Linked DNA regions of Homo sapiens: region 2 is linked to region 1. The links are chromatin loops, found by intact Hi-C in ENCODE. Cell type or tissue: sigmoid colon. All regions are shown on one strand. Each heading gives the region's core, and the rest is flanking DNA. Links, peaks and the distances in the headings are about the cores only.

Region 1 (2,927 bases), core at 128-2,627:
ATATAGCCAAACTTAAGAAGAAATAGAAAACCCAAACAGAAATAGTTATTAAAGAACTCAAATTAGAGTTGAAAAATCCCCCTATTTCTTAATAGACACCAAGTTTAGATAGTTTTGTAGGCAGATTTTAGCAAATTTTAAAGAAATAGCTAGTAGAAACAGGAGTAGAAAGCAATATAATTTATAGCTTGGTTGGTAGTGTTTGTATTTCAGGGTGTGGGAAGCCCTTAAATGGAGATGCCTATAGGCAGGCATAAGATGGTTTTCAGTACCTGCAGAAAAGGGAAAACAGCTCCAATTAATTAATTAATCAATTAATTATTATTTTTATTTATTTAATTTATTTTGAGACAGAGTCTCGCTCTGTCACCCACGCTGGAGTGCAGAGTGGTGCTATCTCAGCTCACTGCAACCTCTGCCTCCTGGGTTCAAGCAATTCTCCTGCCTCAGCCTCCCAAGTAGCTGGGACTACAGGTACGCGCCTCCACGCCAGGCTAATTTTTTGTATTTTAGTGGAGACGGGGTTTCACTGTGTTGCCCAGGCTGGTCTCGAACTCCTGAGCTCAGGTAATCCACCTGCCTTAGCCTCCCAATCCTATTAATTTATTAAAGGTTAGTGTGCTGTCTTCTCCCCCTTGCTATGAATTAGTTGGGTTATCACTATAAGTTTTCCATACTGTAGGAAACCAAAACACTGCCTTCTTCCTATTTCTGGCAGCTTGGGGATGCTCCTAAATTGCAATATCATTTATATTGTTAGTTTACATTCCAGTTTGCCAGTATGCCATGTAAATAAGTCCCATACATGAGATGCAAAAAGCCAAAATTCATTTATTCATGATTGATGCCAATTTGTATGCAATATAGCTTGTACACATTCCTGATTAAACTGTTCTGTTTGTTTCAGCAGATATGTTAACAATCTGGAGTTCACATCTCTGACTTTTGTTTTGTTTTTGCAGTTGTGTAGACATAAAACTGAGTCTTCTCATTTTATTTTTTTTAATGCGAGTAAGTACGTTAGGATTTTGCTTTTCACTGTACCATGCAGGAAGGAGCCCACATGTTTCCTGATGGGAGCTGGTTTTGCAGGGCCACGGGAGTTGTGTGCATGTGTGACAGTCTGTGAACTTTCGGGGGGTCTGGAAAGAAGACACCGCCGTAGAGGCGGCAGCCCCAGATCAGCTGTGAATCGTTCATCATCCAGGCCCTGCTCTGCCAACTGGACTTTTTGTTAATTGCAACTTCAGTTGATGAGATATTTGAGTTATGGTTATCAAATTAGGTCTCAGATGCTGAGTGATCTTGTTGGCCAATGTTAAGTTATTTTATCAGAATTCAGAAGTTAGGCCACAATTCTATGAAAGGGAAAATCATGATTAAATTTTCATTTATACCGCTTAACTTATAGGAGACAGGTTCCCACCTGGTGCTGAAATGGAACTGTGTGGTTTTACTCATATGACACCATGGGGCTGAAAATATTCTTCTGTGAATTCTTGTGTGACTTCTTTATGGCCTTTGGCCATTTTCCTACTGGGGCTGGAGTTCTCAAGGTTGTGCCAAATCGCGGGTCACATTGCAGAAGCCACATAACCCCACTTCTTCAGAGCTACTTTTGCGAACCTTTCAAAGCTCATTCCAAATCCTGTCACTCCTGTAATGGAAATGCTCCGAAGACTCCACATTCTCTCAGGCTAAAAGCCAACTCCTCCATCTGCAACCACCCCTCCCACTCCCGAGCCGGTCTTCCTGGATTCTCCTCTCCAGCTCAGCTCCAGCCACACGCCTCCACACTGCTCCCTGAGTCGGGAACATTGTTCCTCACGTAGCTGCAGCCCTGCGGCCCTCTTCTCGTTCTGTTGACATTTCAGTGAGGCCAGACCCGTTCAACATTGCTGCTCCCTGTCCTAGACCTCCCCCTGTTTCCATTTCCCCCACTTACCACCTTCTAATACCCTATATGATGTATCAAGCCTCTTGCCCTCTCACTGTGTGAAATTTACTTGACAGTTTTATTCACTGCCGCATGCCCAAACTGAGAACAGTGCCTGACACATTGAAGACATACACAGATATTTTTGGACTCAATAAATGCATTCAGGATTCAGCACTTAAAAGTTGATGTTTTTTCAAACTCTAGTGCAAGGTTGGACATGTATTCCTTATAGATTTCCCCTCACTCTGGTAAGCTCGCCCACCCCTTGCACCCTGACGCAGAATCTGACAATACTCCCCACCCATCCCAGATGGTGCCCCTCTATATTTGTTACACCTGACTCTCTGTGCCCTCCAGAATGCCATGACAGTGAATGGAAGTTTGGTCTCCCAATACAAGGCTCTGGGCTGCAGGAGAGAAATTAAAAATCTGAATTGACCTCTGCCTCGCAGATACCGTGTCTACATGCCTTGATCCTGTCAGTAAAAGAGCAGTGAGTGTTGCAGTTGCTGCTGTGTTGGCGAGCCTGCGTAGACTCCTGATGAGCCCTTCTAGGTGCTGACGGACTTCATGTGAATGCTTTGTTCCAGTTGCCCCTTATCTTCTTTTCAATCACAATCACTTTGGTCCATCGTTTCCTAGCACTTTCCTTTCTCCATGGTTTTTAAGGTAAAAACTATTTTCTTGTAGTAGGACATTGTATTTTTTTGATTTGTTTTCTGATTCTGAAGTCCTAAGTCTCTTTGTGACTATGGGTATCTATATTAAATGAAATAATGATCTCCTGTAGAAAAAATAGTGAAAAGAGATGAAAAATTTAAAAATTAAGATGCCATAGGCTCAGCGTGGTGGCTGACACCTGTAATTCCAAGCTTTTTGGGAGTCTGCGGTGGGAGGATTGCTCGAGGCCAGGAGTTGGAGACCAGCCTGGGCAACACAGCGAGACCTTGTCTCTATAAAAAATAAAATAAAATAAAATTAGCCAGGC
Region 2 (2,927 bases), core at 329-2,828, 52 kb before region 1:
TGGCATTAAATATTCTCCTGTGGCTGGGCACAGTGGTTCACACCTTTAATCTCAGCACTTTGGGAGGCCACAGCGAGGGGATCACTTGAGCCAGGAGTTCGAGACCAGCCTGGGCAACATAGTGAAACCCTCTCTCTACAAAAGATACAAAAATCAGCCGGGTGATGCATGCCTGTATTCCCTGCTATTCGGGAGGCCGAAATGGGAGGATCACTTGAGCATGGGAGGTGGAGGTCACAGTGAGCTGTGATCATGCCACTGCATTCTAGCCTGGGCTACAGAGGGAGACCTTGTCTCCAATATACATATATACACACACACACACACACACACACACAATACAATATACATATATATGTGTGTGTATATATATATATATTCTTCTATAATATGATTTAATGGCAGCAACTAGGAAGGACCCAATGAATATATGTAATTCCCTCTTGCTGCACACCTCGGTTGTTTCCAGTTTCCAAAATACATAATCCTTTGGTTAATACTGGGAATTCTTAGAAGTAGAATTCTAGGTTCAATGGTATGCAGAGTTTTAAATATGCTTAACATAATACATGCATGGATTAAAGGTTAATATTACAGAAAGTTACACATTTAAAAGCAAGTTCCCCCTCGCCTCCTCCTTAATCTAGTTTCCGATTGTTAGGTTTCTTGTGCGTCGTTCCAAGAGAGCAATGTTTATGTAGTAAATGCATTCATCCATTCCTTCTTGTTTACACAGAGATCCTTCAGTGCACACTGGGCTGTGTCTTGCTTGTCAGTTATTTATCTTCGAGATCATTCCACAGTGGCATAAATAGATCTACCTCAAACTTTATAATGCACATATTCATGTTCTATGTAAATACCGAAGTCTTTTTAACTAGCCCTTTATTGCTACTCACTGGTTCAGGTTTTTGTAGTAAACGTCCTTGTGTAAATAGGCTGGCCTGTTTCTGTTAGTATATCCACAGGTTAAATTCCCAGGATTGAAACCATTGAGTATGGGTATGTACAGTTTTTATTTTGAGAGATGCTATGAAATTGTTCCCAAGGAAGGCTACATCAAATTATGCCAACATAAGAAATGTTTAAGAGGAACTTTCTTTCCCCTCTGCCCTTTGCCATCACTGGGTTTTACCAAAACTTCACCAAAATGTTTCCAGTCTCGTTGAAAAAAATACTTATCTTATTGTTTTCACTTGCTTTAGAAAATTCAGTAGGTCTACGCATTCTGTTACATGTTTATTGTTCATTAAAAATCTAAACATCCTATTCATCGTATTCAGCCATTTTTTTCTGTTGTTTCTTTTATTAATTTATACGAGCTCTTTGTAAATTAAGAAAACCTTTTGTCTGTTTATGTATTATAAATATTTTTCCTATTTGAAACCAGCCTTTGGTTTTATGGGTTTTTTTTAACCATAAATGTGTTCATTGGCCCTTTTCAGAATAATGCTACATTAAAAACCACACCAAAATGCAGTGCTTGACAGTAGCGAGCCATTATTTTCTCCTCTGGGTTTGCAGGTCAGCTGGGGTGGCTCCACTTTGGGTTGCAAGCTTCTCATGGGGTTTGTGTCTGTGCCATCTGTCCATTCCGGGGCCCAGGCTTGAAGGGGCAGTGGCCACCTGGGCAAGGAGGAGGGCAAGAGGTAGCACGTAGTGCATCAGAAGGCCCGGGGCGATGGCATGTGCCACTTCCACTCACCACCAGGCATATCCCATGGCCAAGTTTATTCTGGGATGGGGACGGGACTCCACCCACTCTGCAGGAGCCTCCGACCTCACACGTCAAAGGCACAGACTTGTTCTTCTAATGCAGATGCAGAGAGGCCCTGGGATTGAGAACACAGATTCCTCCTACCACAAACAAATGTGGGTTTTTTTAGCCATAAACGTATACATTTTAAATTTATTAATTGTTTCTATTATGTCTTAAAATTGTGTGGTGCCTTAAAAGGCTTACTTCAAGATTCTTTTACAAATTTCTCAAATATTTATGTTTTAATTTATATTTTACTCTTTGATTTCTCTGGAATTTATTTTAATGTTGAAACGTAGAGATTAAGTTTCATTTCTTTCCAAGTGGCTAGCCAGTTGCCCTAGCACTTCTTATTGCGTAGATTTTCTTTTCCCCTTTTTGGTATTTTAATTAGAGTTGCATGGAACTTATACATTATTTAGTCTTTTTGTTTAAAAAATGAATTTCCCTCCCATCTAGTCATGAAGTCTTTTAGGTTCCCCAGTAGATGTTTAAGGATTCCTTGATATTGCTCCTGCTCACCTCTTATTAAATCTGTGTATTCTAAGATATTCTGCCTTTTTGCTTACCATTATAAATGGAATTTTTAATTGTATTCTCTTTTCTAACCAGTCTTTGCTTGCACATATGTAGGAAAGCTGTTTGTCTATAGTTTAAGAGCTTGTGTCCTAACCCTGCCCATCATTGTAACGTTGGGCAAGTCACTTAATCTCTTTGTGCTTTAATTTTCACATATGTGCACGGGCACAAGAGTCACACATACTAATTAGGGTTGTCAGGATAAAGTATAAAAACTTAGTAAGTATATCTGGCATATATTCAGGGCACAATAAATATTGATCCTGTTGACCTTGAACAACATGCGTTTAAACAGCATAGGTCCACTTATATGTGGATTTTCTTCCACCTCTGCCACCCTGAAATGGCAAGACTGAGCCCTCCTCTTCCTCCTCCTCCTCCTGAGCCTACTCAACAAGAAGATGACAAGGATGAAGGCCTTTATGATGATCCACTTCCACTTAATGAATAGTAAAATATATTTTCTCTTCCTTATGACTTTCTTAATAGCATTTTCTTTTCTCTTTATTGTAAGAATACAGCATATAGTACATACGACATCCAAAATGTGAATGTGTGTTAATCAACTGTTTATCTGATTGGTAAGACT

Evidence for each region. Hi-C counts contacts between places; a loop is a spot of excess contacts. Peaks named below come from ENCODE experiments on the same cell type or tissue, not always from the same donor. Only the 100,000 strongest peaks of a DNase experiment are listed, where the experiment ranks them.
Region 2: a loop joins it to region 1, with 4 times the contacts of the local background. A loop is called at or near these places in 5 of 110 quality-filtered maps.

Annotation. Positions count from the first base shown.
Region 1 is chr15:29,347,320-29,350,246 of GRCh38, reverse strand. The region is part of intron 2 of ENTREP2 (endosomal transmembrane epsin interactor 2); the gene reads left to right. Among named protein-coding and RNA genes, the nearest start is that of NSMCE3, 79 kb to the right of the region's middle. In sigmoid colon, for the core only: no CTCF peak of the experiment used is centred there; a DNase peak (open chromatin) is centred at 1,686.
Region 2 is chr15:29,399,704-29,402,630 of GRCh38, reverse strand. All of the region lies in intron 1 of ENTREP2 (endosomal transmembrane epsin interactor 2), which reads left to right. Among named protein-coding and RNA genes, the nearest start is that of NSMCE3, 130 kb to the right of the region's middle. In sigmoid colon, for the core only: no CTCF peak of the experiment used is centred there; a DNase peak (open chromatin) is centred at 1,706.